Linked DNA regions of Homo sapiens: region 2 is linked to region 1. Evidence: read pairs that join two places in POLR2A ChIA-PET (ENCODE). Cell type or tissue: HCT116. All regions are shown on one strand. Each heading gives the region's core, and the rest is flanking DNA. Links, peaks and the distances in the headings are about the cores only. Region 1 overlaps CENPI (centromere protein I). Region 2 overlaps ARL13A (ARF like GTPase 13A).

Region 1 (8,000 bases), core at 1-8,000:
ATGTATGAATTTAGAACATCGTACTTGTTCATCTGGAAAATATTGGCTCACTGAGTTATACTGAGCTTCCAAATGCTGACACATTTCATTATATGATAACTAAAAATCACAACATTAATACCATCACCAATTATTAGAAAAGTCTTTCAGGTATCTAAAAGCTGTCAGGTTCATAGTGGCAGATACAAATTTTCCAAACTTTGATTTTTCACTTGAATGCTCAAATTCTATCACTGGCAACAGATACGGCCAGTTGTTTTCTTTGAAATAACAGGACTGTTTTGTTCATTTTCAAGAAAACATCTTCCAAGTACCCAAGTCTGTATAACTACGGTTCGTACGTCAGTCATTCTTTTTTTTTGAGACAGAGTCTCACTCTGTCGCCAGGCCGGAGTGCAGTGGCACAATCTTGGCTCACTGCAACCTCTGCCTACTGGGTTCAAGTGATTCTCCTGCCTCAGCCTCCCGAGTAGCTGGGACTACAGGCATGTGCCACCATGCCCAGCTAATTTTTGTATTTTTAGCAGAGACGGGGTTTCACCATGTTGGCCAGGATGGTCTCAATCTCTTGACCTTGTGATCCACCTGCCTCGGCCTCCCAAAATGCTGGGATTACAGGTGTGAGCCACCGCGCTTGGCCATCAGTCATTCTTTCAAATAAAAATGGAGCTAGTTTGGCTCGCAACTCAATCACACAAATGCTTTTCCTCAGAATAACCACTGTACTTTAGCATGCAGGAGGACTTTGTTTGTACTTGCCATTTCATCATACAGAATATTAAAGATGTAGAGATTTAATAAAACTAATGAGTTAATTTTTACTGCTTCATTTGACATTAAGTGAAATTAGCATTTTTTTTTTTACCACAATGAAGAACATAATGAAGAATATGCTAGTATAGTTTGGTGCCACTGCCTTGATTCCTGTTAAATGGCCAGCAGTTTTACCCACCATTGCTTTAGCACCATCAACGCTAAGGTGAACAAAGTGAAAATGGCAAATAATACCTTGGTATTATTATGAAAATAATTTTGACCTCTTGGACTTCCTGAAAGGGTCTCAGGAAGCCCCAGGGGGTCCACAGACCATATTTGAGAATTTCTTGTCTAGGACATCATGTTATACCTAGATTATCATGTCAGCTTCCTAACTAGTATTCCTGCCTTCAGCCTCTCTCTTAATTCACATTGTTGGGAACTACTAGATATAGCTTCCTACAAAGCTGCTTTCAACATATTCTAGCCAAAAATTTTCAGTGATTTCCCCACTGAATAAAGTTCCAATTCCTTAGCATCACATTGGAAGACCTCTACAATCTGTCCTCACCCAACTTTTTCAGGCTTACCACCTAACACCACCTCTAATTAGGTCAGGCTGGTCTATTTAAGGTCTCCTAAAACACAATTTACACACCTCACAACTTTGCTTGAAATATTCCCATCATATCAAGTATCACTTTCTGTCATCAAATCCCAAATCCTATTCAACCTGTAAGGCCCAGCTCAACACCCACATACTTTATGGTGTTTTAACTAATCATTTTGATTTACAGTGCTTTCTTCCTTCCTGGAAATATTACAGCAATTATTATCCTCAAACTATCATATACTGTTTTTGATAATTTATGTGATTTCCTTAATTCCCCAATGAGATTTCAAGTTCGTGGAATATAGAAACCCTATGCTAAACTTTGAATCTTCTACAGTGGCTAGGACAATGCAATGAACACACTGGAAACATCATTTTTAAAAAATAAAATCAATAAATGAATTCCCTTCCCAAAGGCAAGAGCAATACAGTTAGATGAGTGATTCACATGGTCTGTGAACTACTGATGGTCCTTGAAAGTCTTCCAGGTGGACAGTAGATTGATTTCTTAAAGTTATTAATGTTTTTAAGAGAAATAATTATGCTATTTAATCAAAATCACTCCATTGGCACTCATGAAAAGTAATCCTCTCCTTCTCATTAATTCTGATGAGGCTTTTGCAGTGTTAATCAAGAAAATGTAGAGTAAATGACTCAAAGGACTCTGTTGAAGTGGTTTAAAAGGGAAAAGATGGCAATGAGTGCTCCAGATCAGCAAACAAGACTCCAACGTGGAATCAACTTTATCTGTAACATTTTTATTTCCTTAAAAGAAGACATAAAGTAAATACGATAAAAATTTTCTATTTGTTAATCTGAGAGACAGGTGCAAAATAGAATGTTATTATTTGCCCTTTTCTGTATATTTGATATGTCTACGTTATCTTGGTACATTTCTATATGTTTGATATATTTTTAAAATAAGGAAAAACATATTGTGTAGCACACTGAAGCATATATGGTGCATCAATATACACACATGTACTATTTGATTGATGCCTAATGCTGTCCAATTTTTACTTACCAGTGCATCATCTTGCAATGAAGCAAAAAAGAAGCCATAGAGCAAGTTAATTTGCTCCTTACGATCAATGAAGTCAAACATTGCAACCAGCCAACGATAAAAAAGTACCTATTGAAGAGACAAAATACTTATCTTTAAAGAAATATAACTGGTACAGAAGAGTTTAATTCCGCCCCCCGTCCCCCGCCACCAGGGCTATTTTAGAAGCTTCAGGCACAAAGTAGAATAATAGATTTTATTTCTCAGTAAAAATTTCTGTTTGAACATAGTCCTTGCATCAAGATATATTGTTCCAAAACTACAGGCTTTGCACAAAAGGCCAATGCCATTACTTCATAAGTGGCTCTTCCTTGCCAGCCCTTAAGTGGTTCTGAAGGACTTATCATCAAAGTGTTTAAAAAGATTACCTTGGTGCTACCAGAACACTTGCCAACACAAAGCCAGGAGACTGCCTTAACCACAGAATCTTCTGATATTACTGTTGCTGGGATCATGCACTTCAATATCCGTGTGTTTACAGCATTTCCTGGAAAGGAGACAAGCTAAATTAAACTACATTTTAGTGTCTCGATTGTTCTTTTACTATTATTCACTCTTGGATCTAAAAATCTCACATTAGGCTGGGCGCGGCAGCTCATGCCTGTAATCCCAGCACTTTGGGAGGCCATGGTGGGCAGATCACCTGAAGTTGGGAGTTCAAGACCAGCCCGACCAACATGGAGAAACCCTATCTCTACTAAAAATATAAAAATTAGCTGGGCGTGGTGGAGCATGCCTGTAATCCCAGCTACTCGGGAGGCTGAGGCAGGAGAATCGCTTGAACCCAGGAGGCAGAGGTTGCGGTGAGCCAAGATCACGCCATGCACTCCAGCCTGGACAACAAGACCAAAACTCCATCTCAAAAAAAAAAAAAAAAAAAAAAACACCACACCTCACGTTATATTGAAGGCAATAAAAACCAACAGTATGTAAAATTCAGTATCTCTTATCATTATTAATAAATTGTTCAAAACAAAAATGTACCTTTAACTACTAATATACAATAAGGCAATAGTTAGGCACAGTGGCTCATGCCTATAATCCTAACACTTTGGGAGGCCGAGGCAAGCGGATCACTTGAGCCCAGGAGGTCAAGACTAGCCTGGGCAACATGACAAAACCCCGTTATCTACTAAAAATACAAAAATTAGCCAAGGGTGGTGGGGCAAGCCTGTAGTCACAGCAACTCGGGAGGCTGATGTGGGGGAAACACCTGAGCCCAGGGAGGTTGAGGCTGCAGTGAGCTGTGATCGTGCCACTGCACTCCAGCCTGGGTGACAGAGTGAGACCCTCTCTCAAAAAAAAAAAAAACTATAAGGCAAATTATTTGGTCCAAATATTTCTATTTAAAAAATATAAATGAGTACAGGGTTTCTTCTTGGGGTGATGAAAATGTTCAAGAATTAGATAGTGGTGATGATTACACAACTCTGTGACTATGCTTTAAAAAAATGCTGAATTTGGGGCCGAGCGTGGTGACACATGCCTATAATCTAAGCACTTTGGGATGCTGAAGCAGATGGATCACTTGAGCCCAGGAGTTTGAGACCAGCCTGGGCAACATAGCAGGACCCCGTCTCTATGGGAAAAAAAAAAAGATTAGCTGGGCATGGTGGTGCCTCCTGGGAGGCTGAGGCCGGAGGACTGCTTGAGCCTAGGAGTTTGAGATTAGCCTAGGCAATATAGTGAGACCCCAATCTCTACAAAAAATATAAAAATTAGCCAGATGTGGTAGCACATGCCTATAGTCCCAGTTACTTGGGAGGCTGACGTGGGAGGATCGCTTGAGCCTGGAAGGTGGAGGTTGCAGTGAACTGAGATCACACCACTAGACTCCAGCCTGGGTGACAGAGTGAGACTTTGTCTCCAAAAACAAAAATGCTGAATTTTTAAAACAATGAATTTTGCCGGGCACAGTAGCTCACGCCTGTAATTCTAGCACTTTGGGAGGCTGAGGCAGGCAGATCACCTGAGGTCAGGAGTTCAAGACCAGCCTGGCCAAGGTGATGAAACCCCATCTCTAATAAAAAAAATACAAAATTAGGCCAGGTGTGGTGGCTCACGCCTGTAATCCAGCCCAGGTGACAAGAGCAAAACTCCGTCTCAAAAAAAAAAAAAAAAAAATTAGCCAAGTGTTGTGGTAGGCGCCTGTAATCCCAGCCACTCGGGAGGCTGAGGCAGGAGAATCACTGGAACCCGGGAGGCAGAGGTTGCAGTGAGCCAAGATCATGCCATTGCACTGCACCCTGGGCTACAAGAGTGAAACTCCATCTCAAAAATAAAAAAATAAAACAATGAATTTTATGAGGGCACGGTGGCTCACAACTGTAATCCCAGCATTTTGGAAGGCCGAAGCAGGCAGATCATCTGAGGTCAGGAGTTCAAGACCAGCATGGCCAACATGGTGAAACCCCATCTCTACTAAAAATACAAAAATTAGCTGGGTGTGGTGGTGGGAGCCTGTAATCCCAGCTACTCGGGAGGCTGAGGCAGGAGAATCGCTTGAACCCAGGAGGCAGAGGCTGCAGTGAGCCAAGATCACACCATTGCACTCCAGCCTGGGCAATAAGAGTGAAACTCCATCTCACAAAAAAAAGAAAAGAAAAAAAATGAATTTTATGGTATGTAAATTATACCTCCAAAAAAGCTTTCAATCACAGGGAAATTTCAAAGATTTTTTTTTAATGGCCTAATAGACTGATTTATTTAAAGCTACTGACGGACACTTTGCATGAGGTGTTACATTTAAGAATGTATTTGTTCATGAGAGAATGTGAACCAGAAATAAAAACATAAATATAAAATTAAAAATATATATATTTGTACCATCCACTCACCCCAAAAAAGTGGGGAGAGTAGCAGAAGAGAACAGATATTCTTTTTTTTTTTTTTTTTTTTTGAGACAGGGTCTGACTCTGTCACCCAGGCTGGAGTGCAGTGGTGCAATCATAGCTCATAACAACCTCAAATTCCTGGGCTCAAGCAATCCTCCCACCTCAGCCTCCAGAGTAGCTGGGACTACAGGCACGTGCCACCATACCTGGTTAAGTTTTTTATTTTTAGCAAAGACAAGGTCTCACTATGTTGCCCAGGCTGGTCTCACATCCTGGGCTCAAGGGATCTGCCCACCTTGGCCTCCCAAAGTGCTGGGATTACAGGCATGAGCCACTGTGACTGGCCTAGAACAAGATATTCTTGGAATTGGCTGGCAGTAATACCATTCTACACTAGTCCAATCTTTCCACTTGATCTCAGGCCTCTATGGTGTTCTCCCATCTGGTAATAGAAATGATGTCACAGAGATCACCTGAGGTCAGGAGTTCGAGACCAGCCTGGCCAACGTGGTGAAACCCCATCTCTACTAAAAATACAAAACTTAGCTGGGCATGGTGGCGGGCACCTGTAATCCCAGCTACTCAGGAGGCTGAGGCAGGAGAATCGCTTGAACCCGGGAGGCGGAGGTTGCAGTTAGCTGAGATCACACCATTGCACTCCAGCCTGGGTGACAAGAGCAAAACTCCATCTCAAAAAAAAAAAAAAAAGATGTCATAGAGACTGGCTTTGAATATATCCTATCTCAATTTCTGTTAATTAAGGCTTCAAGAATTAGAATATATCTCATCACTTTCTACACTATCATTCTGTGGAGAAGAAAGGAAGCAGTGATGATAGGTAATGAATCACAAAAATAAAAATCTCTGCTTTCCACTCTTGTGGTTTCTTGTTTTTCTTGTTTTCTTTCTCACTCCCATCCACTAACTCTTCGAAATTTAAAATAGTCTCACCACCAACACATTACATGTGCACCAAATTCAAAGGGAGAATTCAATATTAATTCTATTTTTACTTCCAAGTGACTTAATTTTTAAAGAGTCTAAAGTCCCTTTGTACCTAATTATGATGACATTTCTACCATACCTGCCTCTAAATATGCATCTCAACTTACCAAAAGAGCTGCATGTAAAGATCTAGTAGGGATGGGGACATCACAGAAATAACTATAATAAAAGGGAGAAAAGGAATTAAGGAGGCCACATTTGACCTCAGCAAATTCCAGCTTAACAGAAAAAAAAAATGAAAAGTAACAATAGAAAGCCAGAGATTATTTTTTAACTTGCTATATAAAAGTTTCCCGAGTCTGAGGCATGCATTTTGAGACACCTCAAGTCCTAGCAGACATCAAGATAACCTAATCATTAATTTCTGAGATATCAAAAGGAGGCTGGGTGCAGTGGCACGCACCTGTAGTCCCATCTACTTGGGAGTCTGAGATGGGAGGATTGCTTGAGTCCAGAAGGTCAAGGCTGCAGTGAACCATGATCATACCACTGCACTGCAGTCTGGACAACACAGCGAGACTCTGTCACGAAAAAAAAATTTCTAAAATAGAAAACATCTGTATACTCCATACATGTTGTTTTTTTGTTTTGTTTTTTTGAGATGGAGTCTCGCTCTTCACCCAGGCTTGAGTGCAGTGGCATGACCTCGGCTCACTGCAAGCTCCGCCTCCTGGGTTCACGCCATTCTCCTGCCTCAGCCTCCCAAGTAGCTGCGACTACAGGCGCCCGACACCACGCCCGGCTAATTTTTTGTATTTTTAGGAGAGACGGGGTTTCACCATGTTAGCCAGGATGGTCTCGATCTCCTGATCTCGTGATCCGCCCACCTCGGCCTCCCAAAGTGTTGGGGTTACAGGCGTGAGCCACTGCACCCGGCCCCTACTCCATATATGTTTTAAGGTGAGATGGGAGTGGGAGAATTGATCTTGACAGACATTGTTCAGTTAAACATGGATTCCTGGAAAGATATTAGAACCAAATAATCTAAAACCATCTACAAGAAAAAAGCCAATTTTATTAGGTCTAATTTAACTTTCTAGGGAAACAGAGAACTAATCAGATAAAAATAGAGAAATAAAATACTTGACAGTCATATGTTGAATTCGGTTAGTAATGTGTTGTTACTTTAAAATAAATACACACACACCCCTGCAAGTATGCTGCTAGGGTATAAACAAAGGAATCTAACATGCAACAGCCAGGAAATACTTAGTATATAAAGCATTTGGTTTTGAGAGCTGTCTTAATTTTTCTTTTTTTTTTTTTTTCCCAGAGACAGGGTCTTGCTCTGTGGCCCACACTGGAGTACAGTGGCACCATCATAGCTCAAACTCCTGGGCTCAAGTGATTCTCTTGCCTCAGACTCCCAAGTAGCTGGGACTACAGGCACATGCCACTGCACCTAGCTAATTTTTTTTTAACATTTTGTAGACAAGGTTTCGCTTTGTTGCCCAGGCTGGTCTCAAATCTGGCTTCAAGCAATCATCCTGCCTTGGCCCCTCAAAGTGCTGGGATTATAGGCATGAGCCACTATACCCAGCCTTAACTTTTTTTTAAGTAGGAAAAAAAGCAGCAATGTGGTACAGTATAAGCACTAGAATGGGAGTTTGGACATCTTTAAGCAAGTCTCTTTAACTACTCTGAGCCTCTTTTTCCTCACCTTTAAATGAGAGTGTTTAGAGTCTAAAATATCTTCCAAGTCTGAATTTAAATGAGAAAAACTTAAAAG
Region 2 (13,257 bases), core at 4,103-12,102, 110 kb after region 1:
CTCCAAAAAAGCCAGGTAAAGACCTAAGTCTTTCCCTTTTAATACCAATTTTTAGAGCAAGAAGTTAGTATAATAATTGCTTCCTAATAATTACTATGGTGACTGTATGGTAAATGCACCTGATAGCAATAACTGAAGATAGCAATAGCCTGAGAATGGCCCCGTATGGCAGATGCACCTGAATGCGATAGGGAGTTTCCAGCTCAGGAACCCAGAGATCCATTTCTGATCTATGGGGAACATCTGAGCTCCTGGCCTGTCCCGTGAAATGCAGGCCATACGGGGAATTGAGGCCCTTTGTTTTGGTTTAAATGAAGGTTGCCAGCTGCAGGTTGTTAGGGGGAGGGTGTTAGGTGAAAATGCTATATAAACCCCATGCATTTGCAAGTGGTTGCAGTTCCGTCCAGCCCATCACCACTGGAGTCTCCCTTGAATGTAAGACCCCAGTTAAAAACAAAAAAGCAAACAAACAAAAAAACACCATGTCTTGTTTGCTGTCTCTGGATCTGTTCTTTGGCCTCTTGAATCTGGTTCTGTCCAAATTGGAGTTGACAGTGGTCTGGCACAATAGTGGCAAAGTTGTTTCCCCCTGCTTTTTTTTTTTTTTTTTTTTGAATATCACTTGATTCGGTGATTTGCTTATTTGAATTCCGTGTTTTAAGCTCAGTTCAATTATTTTCCTTTTGATGCTCAAATTTTCTACAGTTTGACCAGTGGGAGTCCCTTCAGCTGGCTCTCATGTCACTTAACATGCCTCCATTAGTATTTGAGTACTTCCTTAGATTCTGGCACAAGATTCCCAGGGTCACTTTACATTTTCCTTGCCCTAGTCCTGGAACCAGCCATTTCCAATGAACCCTGGTTCCTTTCAGTGTAGAATGGTGTTTAGAAACCAAGATCCGGGCTGGGTGCAGTGACTCACGCCTGTAATCCCAGCACATTGGGAGGCTGAGGTGGGAGGACTGTTTGCATCCAGGAGTTTGAGACCAGCCTGGTCAACATAGCGAGACCTCCATCTCCACACACACAAAAAAATTTTCCAGGCATGGTGGTGTGTGCCTGTAGTCCCAGCTACTGAGGAGGATGAGGCGGGAGGATTACTTGGGCCTGGGAGGTCGAGGCTCCAGTGAGCCATGATTGTACCACTGCACTCCAGCCTAGGTAACAGCGTGTGGCCCAGTCTCAAAAAATATATAAAAAATATTGATGCCTGGGCCCCAGACATTCCAATTTAATTGGTTTGGGGAGGGTCTTAGTCATCAGTCTTTTTAAAATTACTGTCCACCCTGCCCGGTGATTCTAGTATGCAGTCAAGGTTGTGAACCAGTAGTCAAGATTTACCTGTCAAAGTGTGATCCCTGGACCAGCAGCTTTGGCATCACCTGGAAACTTGTTAGAAATGCACACATTTGGGCTCTCCCTCAACTGAATCAGAAACACTGGGGCTAGGGCAATCTAATTTAACATGTCTTTCAGGTGATTCTGGTGTGCATTCAAATTTAGGAACCACTGGTTCAGAGCAACTATTCTCAGCCTTGGTTGCACATCACCTGGAGACCGTCAAAAACAAGTTCCTGAGTGTCATCACTTCACATTCTGATTTAATTCATTTTGGGTGTAGCCCTATCATCATTATTTTAAAAGCTCTCCAGATGACTGTTGTGTAGCCAAGGATGAGAATCACGTTGGATTTTTGGTCTCTAAGCCTGGTGTTTGGTGTGATGAGTAAAAGTGCACACCAGGTTGCAGATAAAACGTAACTACAGTAGTTGGGTAATACATAGGCCAGATAGCTTGTCTTTCTGCTTGCTACTCTTCTAGACTTACCCAGGTGTTCTGAGCACTGGTTTGCAGTCCTTTGCAAAGGTTTTTATTTCTTTAAAGCACTTCCTTTCTCATTCCTTCTGCCATTATTTTGGGGGGTGTGGTAGAAAGTAGGGCTAAGGTATCATCAGCTACTAGTAATTCTAGCGAAAGATTATAATTCCTAGCCTAAGTTAATAAAATTAGCTCTCAGGCCGGGTGCGGTGGCTCGCGCCTATAATCCCAGCACTTTGGGAGGCCAAGGCAGGTGGATCACCTGAGGTCAGAAGTTCCAGACCAGCCTGGCCAACATGGTGAAACCCCATCTCTACTAAAAATACAAAAAATTAGCTGGGCACGGTGGTGGGCGCCTGTAGTCCTAGCTACTCAGGAGGCTCAGGCAGGAGAATCACTTGAACCCAGGAGGTGGAGGTTGCAGTGAGTGGAGATTGCGCTATTGCACTCCAGGCTGGGCAACAAGAGCAAAACTTCATCTCAAAAAAAAAAAAAAAATTAACTCTCATACATGTGAGAGAAAAGTGAACTCATTTTAATATTAAAGTAGAACAGTTATCCTCAGCCTGATTCCCACTCCTCTTCTAGAACAGGCTTCTTCTCATTAGGCTCATCTTAGAGTTGCTGAACCAATGAGTGCAAATTTTGTCATTGCCTTTTCAGATTTGGAGTTTCACCTACTATGGTGGTTTCCAGCCTTGGCTGCACATCATTGGAATCACCTGAGGGATCTTTTTACAAAACTTCCTAGTTCCTGGGATTTGATCCTCCAGAGATTCTGATTTAATTGGTCTGGGGTGTGGCCCAAACATCTGAATTTTTAAAAGATCCCCAAGGTGATTCTAATTTGCAGTCAGTCAGGGTTATGATCCTCTGATAAGGGCTGTGGTTCCCAAACTTGTATGTATATTAAAATCTCCCAGGGATCTTTCCAAACTTCCAAGTGCAGACCATGTCCAGACCAGCTGAGTCATCACAATCACTGGAGGTGGGACACAGGCGTTGGTAATATTAAAATTTCCCCGGTGATTCCCATATGCAGCCAGCATTGAGAAGTACAGTATTATGGTATTAGATAATGCCCTTTGATTGTTTTTGGGCTGGAAGGGAGAAGATGATTGTCATTTGTTGAGATGTAAGTCTTCCAACCCTTTATCTTCAAAATCACATTGGAAATTTATAGCTTACAGGGGCATCATTGTCACTTTCCTAAGGAATATATTTCAAAATGGCATGCCCATAAAGTGCAGTCATGAAGCTCCCTTAGTACTTGCCAATTAATGTTAGTGCAAAAGGACAATTGAAATGAAATACAGCTATTATGTCTGACACTTAACAATTTTCCATCAGGTGATTCTATTTCATTAATACATGTATTTCCACATTGTTTCTCATTGTCTCTCTTCAAAGGAGACTAAGCAGGGTGGCAGTGCCCACATGTGGCCCAGAGCCACACAATGGAGGAACATGTAAATATCCTCAAGTCCATTTGTGACTGTTAGGGACATTCATGATACATGGAGGGGAGAGGCCTTTGCTCTGAGGATCTACAAAAGGAATTGAAATATTTCAGGATATTGGTATTTACCATTTGCCTTTACTGATTACCTTTATACGTAACCAAGCCAAGGAATATCAGAGAGGGCTATACTAAACTGTTTAGTAGTCTGTCTCCTCCAACTAGACTGTAAGGTTTAAGAGGACAAGAGCTATATCTTGGTCACTGTTGTATATGTAACACCTAGCACAGTGTCTGAAATATGGCAGGTGCTTAGATAGGCGATATAGCATACTGGCCAAGCAGAGCAGTTTTGGAGTCAGGCTGACCTGGCCTAAATCCTGACTCTATCACTTACATGCTCTGTGATCTAGGACAAGTTACTTGACCTCTCCAATGCTCTTTTTACCACCCATCTCCATGTAAAATAAGGATAATAATAGCACTTATCTCATGGAGATTGCTGTGACCAATTAGTGAAACAATCTGTGTATATATAAAACACTTTGCAAATTGCTTGGCACATAGCATGCATGAAATGGGTGTCGTTTTTTTTTTTTTTTTTTTGCGACAGAATCTCGCTCTGTCGCCCAGGCTGGAGTGTGGTGGCACCATCTTGGCTCACTGCAACTTCCACCTCCTGGGTTCAGGTGATTCTTCTGCCTCAGTCTCCCGAGTAGCTGGGATTACAGGCATGCGCCACCACGCCTGGCTAATTTTGTAATGGGTGTCATTCTTAATCATCCGATTATTTGTTGACAAATAAATGAATGTCATAGCCTGCTTTCCCTTCCCATTATTGAGATTAACTGGCAAAAATAATTTGTTTCCTGTAAGTTTTCTTCTTTTTTTTTTTTTTTTTGAGATGGAGTCTCACTCTGTCACCCAGGCTGGAGTGCAGTGGCATGATCCTGGCTCACTGCAACCTCTGCCTCCCGGGTTCAAGTGATTCTCCTGCCTCAGCCTCCTGAGTAGCTGGGATTACAGGCATGTACCACCACGCCCGGCTAATTTTTGTATTTTTAGTAGAGATGGGATGGGATTTCACCATGTTGGCCAGGCTGGTCTCAAACGCCTGACCTCAAGTGATCCGCCCACTTCAGCTTCCCAAAGTGCTGGGATTACAGGCGTGAGCCACTGCACCAGGCCAATTTTCTGTGTTTTCAATAATTAATTTTAGGCAAGTCAAACCAAACACATCGCAGAGTCCCTTCCCTGTTGGTGTGGGTGTTTCTCAGCATTTATGTTTTAGTCAAATATTACAGCTTTTAGTAAAAATTTATATACGGTTTGAAGAAAAATGAAGCATAGAAAGCAGACAAGGAAGGCTATTTCTCTCATTTTGTCACCTTCATAATGTTGGTTGCTAAAAATAACCTACTTGTCAAATCATTTTGTACTACTGCGAGAAGTGCTAATGTAAGACATGTTTTCTGAAAATAACTGTGATGAGGCGTCTTGGATTAAGGGCTTTGGTACAGAAGTGATGGAGTTCCCTTCTGGGTAGAGTGGCTCAGGATCATAACTTGCTTAGAACACCTACTAGCTTACCCTTTCAACTCCTTAAGAGGAAACCTGTTTGTAGGATTTTTTTTGTAAACTAACCAATCTATAAATGTTGTATGGGATCCTGAATTAAATCTTGAACAACAACAACAAAAAGGACATTAGTGAAAACACCGAAGTCTAAATAAAGTCTGTTGTCTAGTAACTAGTATGATGATAATGTTAATGTGATAGTTTTGATCAGTGTACCAGAAGATGAGATGCTACCGTTAGGGGAAGCTAGGTGAAGGGTATACATGAACTTTCTGAACTACAGTTACAACTCTTGAGTAAATCTAAAATTATTTCAAAATGCAAAGTTAAAAGAAACTAACTATAGTCTTTGGAAAACTAAATATACTGATTGAAAGCTAATTCTAGAAAAACCAGGTCTGGAAAGGTGTTAAGGCCACATCTCGAGGGAGAGAATTTTACTCACTCAGATACCCAGATATGTGCTAGATGTTTGACTGACTGTAAGTACCAACCCTGACAAGGTGACAAGAGGGGTAGTGTGCAACAATTCTTTTACAAATATGGAACTTATAGAAGCCTATCAAAAAAAAAATCTAGTTCCTTTCTTTCCATATAAGCAAGGCTAGTTCAAAACACAGTGGCCCAACTAAAAGAGGTTCAATATAAGTTATTTTTTGGTTTTTTGTTTTTTGAGTAGCGTCTCACTCTGTTGCCCAGGCTGGGTACAGTGCTGTGATTATAGCTCACTGCAACCTCAGTCTCCTGGGCTCAAGTGACCCTTTTTTTTCAGCCTCCTGAGTAGCTGGGACTACAGGCATGTGCCAACATGCCTGGCTAATTTTTGATCGTTAGTAGAGATGAGGTCTCGCTATGTTGCCCAGGCTGGAAATGTAAATTTTCTTAATCTCCCATCTTAGACTTATTTGGTCGGCTTGGAGTTAGGAAGGAATTTCTCACTGTAGTGCCAAACCTGAAATGGTAATTGTGTTTGAGCAAGTTCCCTGAACATAAGGGGGCGAGGGGAGGAAGAGGAACGATCCAGGCCATTTTTGTTGATACATAATAGTTGCACATATTTTTTCATGTGATGTTTCGATATATGCATACAATGTGTAATGATCAGATCAGGGTAATTGAGATATTTGTTGCCTCAAACATTTTTTCTTTGTTGGGAATGTTTAAACTCTTCTAGCTGTTTTGAAATATACAATAAATGATTGTTAACTATAGTCACCCTACTGTGCTATTGGACATTAGAACTTATTCCTTCTATTATAACTGTATGTTTGTATTCATTAACCGACATCTCTTTCTCCGCTCCCCGCTCCACCCTTCCCAGCCTCTGGTATCTATCATTCTATTCTCTACCTCCATGAGATAACTTTGTTAGCACCCAAATATGAGTGAGAACATACGATATTTGTCTTTGTGTGCCTGGCTTATTTCATTTAACATAATGACCTCTAGTTCCATCCACGTTGCTCCAAATGATGGGGCACCAGCCCCCTTAGTATTCAGTTCTCCTTTAGTCCCTGAACCACATTATCAGTGGAGTTAACTCCTGTGTTAGCTAAAAGACAGGTGTCTTTGTAACCTAGTGTAATCAGCATGACAATTTTCTAAAAAAAAAAAAATGTATATTAAGAATGTGTTGGAGTAGGGGGTGTGGAATGTAAAAGAACTGTGGAACTCTTCATTCTTTTAAGTTCTTTAGAGAAGTGCTCTTATATGTATGCTTTACATAGTTAGGATCAGCATGTATATCTGCTCTTTCCTATTCTGCTGTTTTCACTTAACATTATTTCACATTCTGGTTTCCACCCACACAGTGCACATAATTGCCATCTTTAATGGCTGTGTAACATTCCATTGTATTGAATAGCATGCCAGTTGTTAGGACCGGGCTTATTTTTCTGAGCAGATCTAAAGGCCTGCTGTCTCATAGCACCAGAGGTCTATTTTAGTTCCTGGATGTGGCGACTAGCATGAGCGTGGGATCGCGTGGGATTCCTGAGTCATCAGTGCACAGCACAGCCTGAGTGCTTTGTTAACATTGCTCTCCCACCACCCAACAGCAGAGCCACCTCAGCCTCCCTGGACCAGATCCTGGCACTTACTGGGCACAGGGGTGGAAGTACATTCCCCCTGAGCTGATATTATCTATGTGCCAATAGCAGAAAGCATCTGCCACCTTCTCCTTCCTGGGATAACAATTGTTTCCTCCAGAGCTTGACATGAGAAAAAAGGCAAGGGGAGTGGGAGAACATTTTATTACAGCTGAAGGAATAAGGTACAGATCAGGGGTGCCATGGCTATAGTTCTTTTAGTTGCAGCTATAAAAATACAGCGGGATGAGGGGATGGTTTCAGTATTGGAAAGTTGGGTGACAGTTCTCATTCTCTATACACTTTCATGTCAGAAATTTAAGTTTTGGTCTTCCAATAAAGGGTTTACAGGGTTGAGTAACAAAGCAGTGAGTCCAGGCTTGACCCTTAAGTCAGTCATAGCCATCTTATGGTTAAGAATACTAGTTGGCAGGATTCTCCTGAGAAGAGTGATGTTGTGTTGAGTGCACTTATTACATCTTGCCAGTAGCAACTGCCTTGAAAATAAGTGATTTGAAGATGTTATTGAGAGGAAAGAACAATATTCAAAACACAACTGGGGCTGGGCACAGTGGCTCACACCTGTAGTCTCAGCACTTTGGGATGCCAAGGTGGGAGGATTGCTTAAGCCCAGGAGTTCGAGGTTGCAGCAAGCTATGACTGTGGCACTGCGCTACAATCTGGGTGATAGAGCAAGACCCTGCCACTAAAACAAAAATAAAAACACAACTGGTATGGCCCAAACACCCAACACTTGAATCTCTGGGGGATTTATAACTAGTTTAGCTACTACTGGTTTCCATGCTCCAACCCTGAATTATCACTGTTCTTTCTTAACCTTTGCTGCGTGCTAACTATATGACTCATTTCCTACAGAGGTCATAGATTGCTTAACAACCCTGCTGACAGAGTGCTACTGGCAGGTAGACCTAACACATGAATGACAAGTGAGGACTGGAGTGCAGGAATTGAAAACCATTCAGAGCAGAAGGACCTCTCTACCTATTCATAGTGAATTCTCTAGTCAGAAAGCCCAGGTCTGTCCCTGAAAGATAAGATAGAAACATACCCAGAGCCATATGAGTGAATGATAGGCCAGGGTCATTCATAAGCTGCAAGTGCCTCTGACGGGAGCTACATTCTAAACATCTTGGAGAGTGACCAAGACATTGACAACTAAAGAAAAGAAACCCCAAGGCAACCACTTGCCTTTAAGAAAATTTGCCCTCCAGGCTCAAGAAACTATCCATTTCTTGGTCCCTGGGCTGCCCCACTGAGAAAGAGATTTGTAAAACCTCTTTGGCAGATTTAGGATTCTGAAAGAGAAAAATATGGGAGGCGTTGGTTGTAATTACCCTAGATTCTCTATTCACTTTGTACTTGACAGTCTAAGACATCTCTCTTTGGGTTGTTTTCTACAGAAAAGTGGATACCTATCCCAGAAGGGGGACTATAGCTTTCTAATGATCTCACCGAGCTCCTTCCCTAAATCAACATAATAGTAGCTAATATTTAATATCCTACTTAGGGTGTGCCAGGCACTATTCTAAACATTTTTGTGTGTATCATCCCTTTTAAACTTTACAGCAGGCCTTTGAGGTAGGCACTGTTATTCCTGCCTTCACTGGGGGAAATTGCCTGGTCACCCAGCTTGGTAAGAGGTTTGGAAAGTATATTAACAGCCTGTAGCAACACAATTAAGATTCACTCAAAAAGAGATTTTTTTTCTTTACATGACTAAGGGTACACTGATTGTATTGGGAGGAGGGTATCTAAATAACTTTTTGTGATTGATAGATTCTATGTAGGAAAATTTGGTTGACACCCAGGAACACCTACATTGCACAAAAGGAAGTATGCCAATATACTGAAATTCAGTTGTGTTAGATGTTGTTCAACTTAGATTCTTCACCCAGCTCACCTTCATAGGGTACAATCCCATCCCTTTTTCCCATCCACTTTCTCTTCTCTATTGGCTGAGAAAGTATGCCTGCCTCATAAACACACATGTTATAAAATGTGCATGATCCAATTTTCTTACGGTTTGTTGATTCGTAGTCTCCTGCCTCATAAAACTCTTATTCAGGAGAGAGATTTGTTGCATCCCCAGGTGAGAATGATTGTCAGCAGAATTCTCCAGCGATATTTATCAGGCAAATTGGAGGAAGGTAGATGGGCTGAAAGGCCAAAGAAGACCCAGGGAGGATACAGTATTTTTGAACAGAGTAGAGCACTGGCTTGGGCACATGAGATCTGGATTTTTAGGAGCAGCTCTGCCAGCCATCAGCTGTACCATCTTGGGCAAGCCACTTAACCTCTCTGCACCTCAAGTTCCTCATTTTTATAACAACAGGGGTTGGACCAGAGGCTCTGTAAGGTTCCTTTCAGCTTCATAATTCTAAGCTGTGCCTCAGTCAGAATCCTATCAAAGACCTATAAGGTGCTTGGGATGGTTTCCTTGAAGATAAGAGCAAATGATGCAACCATCTACAGTGTCAGACCTTCCAGATGGGGTTGTAAGAGGGATCTTTCTGTACAAAGTTTCTATCCCTCAGAAGCAGTTATGAGTTAGTTCATTTATACTGCTTGGTGAGATGGTATAGGGTAGAGCAAGGGTTATGGAGTAGGACCTTAGTTTGAAAACCATTTCTGCCACCTCCTGTCCCAGGGTCCCCAGGGAAAAATTATTTAACCTCTCTGAACATCATTTTCTGCCTCTGTAAGATGGTGGTGGTAGAATCAACTTCAGAGGGTTTTGAAGATGAAAGGTAATTATATATATAAAGCACTTAGCCCAGCACCTGGCAAAATGGAAGTGCTGAATCAACAATGTGTGCTACCACTATTGGTGTGCTTATTGATATTAACTTAATTCTCCTGACACGGGCATGGATATACTTCAACATTTTTTTTTTGAGACCGAATCTTACTCTGTTGCCCAGGCTGGAGTGCAGTGGTGCAATCTCGGCTCACTGCAACCTCCACCTCTGGGGTTCAAGCGATTCTCCGACCGCAGCCTCCCAAGTAGCTGGTGTTACAGGCTCGTGCCACCATGCCCGGCTAATTTTTGTATTTTTAGTAGAGATGGGGTTTCACTATATTGGCCAGGCTAGTCTTGAACTCCTGACCTCAAGTGATCCACCTGCCTTGGCCTCCCAAGGTGCTAGGCATGAGCCACTGCACCCGGCCAGCATTTTTTCTTAAATAAAGCTTTCTCTTTCTTTCTGGCTTTAAGTAGCTCTAGAGTCAGAAAGATCGGGATTGAATTCCCTGCTCTGCTTTTTTTTTTCCTCACCCCCAAATTTTAAAATTCAATTTAATTTCTAAATTGATATATATGTACACATTTTGTGGGTATGTATGATAATACATCATCTAATTTATGAAGATCAAATCAGTGTAATTGGGATATCCATCACCTTTAATATTTGCCTTTATGCTAGAACATTTGAGTTATTCTCTTCAAGCTATTTTGAAGTATACAATAGATGATTATAGTCACCCTACCAATCTGTCAAACTGTATATATGTATCCATTAATCAGCCTCTCTTCATCTCCCGCCCCAACCCCCACCGCCCCGCACTTTCCTGTCCTCTGGAAACTGCCAGTCTATTCTCTATCTTCATGAGATCCACTTTTTTTGTAAGCTCCCACATGTGAGTGAGAACATCCTGCTCTGCTTTTTGTAGGCAGTGGGACCTTGGGCAAATTTGACTTTTCTGCCCCTTAGTTTCCTCATCTGTGAAATGCAGTCAGGTATAGTGCTTACCCCCAAGGGTTGTTGTGAATAAGATAATGGAAATAAAGAATTTAGCACTGTGGGCCGGGCGCGGTGGCTCATGCCTGTAATCCCAGCACTTTGGGAGGCCGAGGCGGGCGGATCACGAGGTCAGGAGATCGAGACCATCCTGGCTAACACGGTGAAACCCCGTCTCTACTAAAAATACAAAAAGCTGGCCGTGGTGGTGGGCGCCAGTAGTCCCAGCTACTTGGGAGGCTGAGGCAGGAGAATGGCGTGAACCCAGGAGGTGGAGCTTGCAGTGAGTCGAGATCACGCCGCTGCACTCCAGCCTGGGAGACAGTGAGACTCTGTCTCAAAACAAAACAAAACAAAACAAAAACTTAGCACTGTGCCTGGCATCCAGAATGCACTCAATAAATGGTGGCTGTGCTGCTCATGGTGAAGGTAATATAGATTGAGCATCCCTAATGTGAAAATCCAAAATCCAAAATCTTCTAAAATTAGAAACTTTTGGAGTCCTGACATGACACTCAAGGACATGCTCATTGGAATGTTTCAGATTTTTGGATTAGGGATGCTCAACCAGTAAGTACATATAATGCAAATATTCATAAATGAAAATAAATCTGAAATCTGAAATGCTTTTGGTCCCAAGCATTTCAGATAAGGGATACTCAACCTATAGTAGTAGTAATGGTAAATAACTACTACCACTACCACTGCCACCCTTGGGATAGAGGGATCAATGCATTCAAGTGCCTACATTTTTTTGCATAGCTAACCAAATTGTTGGTAGAGGCAGCAGTTGCTGTTCCTGAAGGGACAGCAAAGCAATTGTTCTGGGCTTCACAGACAGTGTCTGGGGCTTTAAAACAAAGTTGTTTATGGAGGTATGACTGAAAATGATTCAGTAGAGCATAATTCTCAGCAAAGAAGTTCTATTTATTTTTGCCAATCCTTTTCTGCCTAAGAACCTTAAAGAAAAAAATACTTATTTCTAAATGAACCCTGTATTTCTAAGGCTCAGTTTTGGTTGATCACCCATGACTTATTGTCCACAAGCTTTGTCAGCAGCATCTCGGTACAAAGATGTAAAGTCTCTGTTCTTTTTTACCAAGGTGGTCTTCATTCTCAATGGATGCCATCTCACTCTTCTTGAGCCTCTCAGTGAGTATAGGATTGATTTGATGGCTAGAATATAGATATACAGGAACAACAGGGGTTCTCAGGGATGTGATATTAGAGTAGGTGGAGTTGTATGGGGAGTGTAGAAATATTATCAAATGGAAATTTAAAAACCGGGTAGTCCTGATAGTTCTGGAGATGAACCTGTTTGCTAAGGGAGGGATATCAACTGTTTCTTTTGGTTTCCCTCTGTTTTTCTCTTTACTTTCTCTGTTACTTTCTTTTACTTTCTCTGTTGAAAGTAAAAAGAGAAAAAGGTCAGTTATTGTAAGTGAAGCCAAGTGCCAGGCTTCCTGTCCTTCCCAGACCATTTCATGGTAGGAGGGTATTGGCCAGTTTCCAACAGGGTATAGACTGCACCCCATGAGGTGCCCATCCTCTGCCCTGGCCTCGTACTTTCTCTCACTCTTGCTCTCTCCCCTCTGCCCTTCATTTAAGTAGTATTAACTATAGGAACCAAAGGCTTCTTCACAGGAATTTTCCAGTAACATCTTATCTGTGTCCCAGGTATCCATTCTCTTTTTTGCCATAAGTTCTGGAGTTATAGAAAGGAAAATGGATTTAAATTTTGGACAAAGATTTAGGGGTAGTTATCTAAAAAAACACTTCCTCTTCTACCACTTCCTTCCGCTCTACTCTCTGCTCTCATCCTCACCCCTTGTCCCCAGAGCAGTGTCTGTCTCCTTGTTAGTGGCCCAGGCCAAGTCCAAGCCCCTCCATGTAGGTGTGACAACCCAAAGCTCCAAGGTAGCCAGGGATATAAAAGGCCATGTCCCTTTCAGAGCTGAGATGACATTATAATATTGACAGTTGACAATCTTGGAGACTGAGGTGCTAAGGAATACTGAGAATGAGTGGCCAGTAACTACAGCCTTTAAGCCCTCATAGCTTATTTTTGTATTGGGAGAAGTGATATCTGCTTATTATAAAAAAAGAAAATGTCTTTTTTTTTTTTTTTTGAGATGGAGTCCCGCTCTGTTGCCAGGCTGGAGTGCAGTGGCGCTATCTCGGCTCACTGCAAACTCCGCCTCCTGGGTTCAAGCGATTCTCCTGCCTCAGCCTCCCCAGTAGCTGGGAATACAGGCGTCCGCCACCATGCCCGACTAATTTTTGTATTTTTAGTAGAGACCGGGTTTCACCATGTTGGCCAGGATGGTCTTGATCTCTTGACCTCATGATCCGCCCGCCTCAGCCTCCCAAAGTGCTGGGATTACAGGTGTGAGCCACTACGCCTGGCCAAAAAGAGAAAATTTCTAATAAAACAAAAATCCAAAGGAAAGGCACCTTGGCCTTTTACATCTCACAACCACCTAGTATCTTTCAGTGATATTCCTCCAGGTATTTCTATATCTGTATATGTATCGTGCTATACGTGCTGTATTCTAAC

The links. Peaks named below come from ENCODE experiments on the same cell type or tissue, not always from the same donor. Only the 100,000 strongest peaks of a DNase experiment are listed, where the experiment ranks them.
Region 2: POLR2A ChIA-PET joins it to region 1 with 6 read pairs; 2 of 35 experiments call an interaction of 5 or more read pairs at or near these places.

The regions. Positions count from the first base shown.
Region 1 is chrX:101,104,392-101,112,391 of GRCh38, reverse strand. It overlaps CENPI (centromere protein I), which reads right to left. Exons shown (of 22, transcript NM_001386188.2): 5 at 2,801-2,919; 6 at 2,394-2,501. Among named protein-coding and RNA genes, the nearest start is that of CENPI, 10 kb to the right of the region's middle. In HCT116, for the core only: no CTCF peak of the experiment used is centred there; no DNase peak of the experiment used is centred there.
Region 2 is chrX:100,989,181-101,002,437 of GRCh38, reverse strand. ARL13A (ARF like GTPase 13A) reads right to left here. Exons shown (of 8, transcript NM_001162491.2): 8 at 11,607-11,876. The coding sequence ends at 11,850. It also overlaps a transcript of TRMT2B not described here. Among named protein-coding and RNA genes, the nearest start is that of ARL13A, 26 kb to the right of the region's middle. RefSeq lists a silencer at 10,901-11,096. In HCT116, for the core only: no CTCF peak of the experiment used is centred there; DNase peaks (open chromatin) are centred at 6,787, 7,417 and 7,847; H3K4me3 peaks cover 2,104 bases; H3K27ac peaks cover 2,472 bases.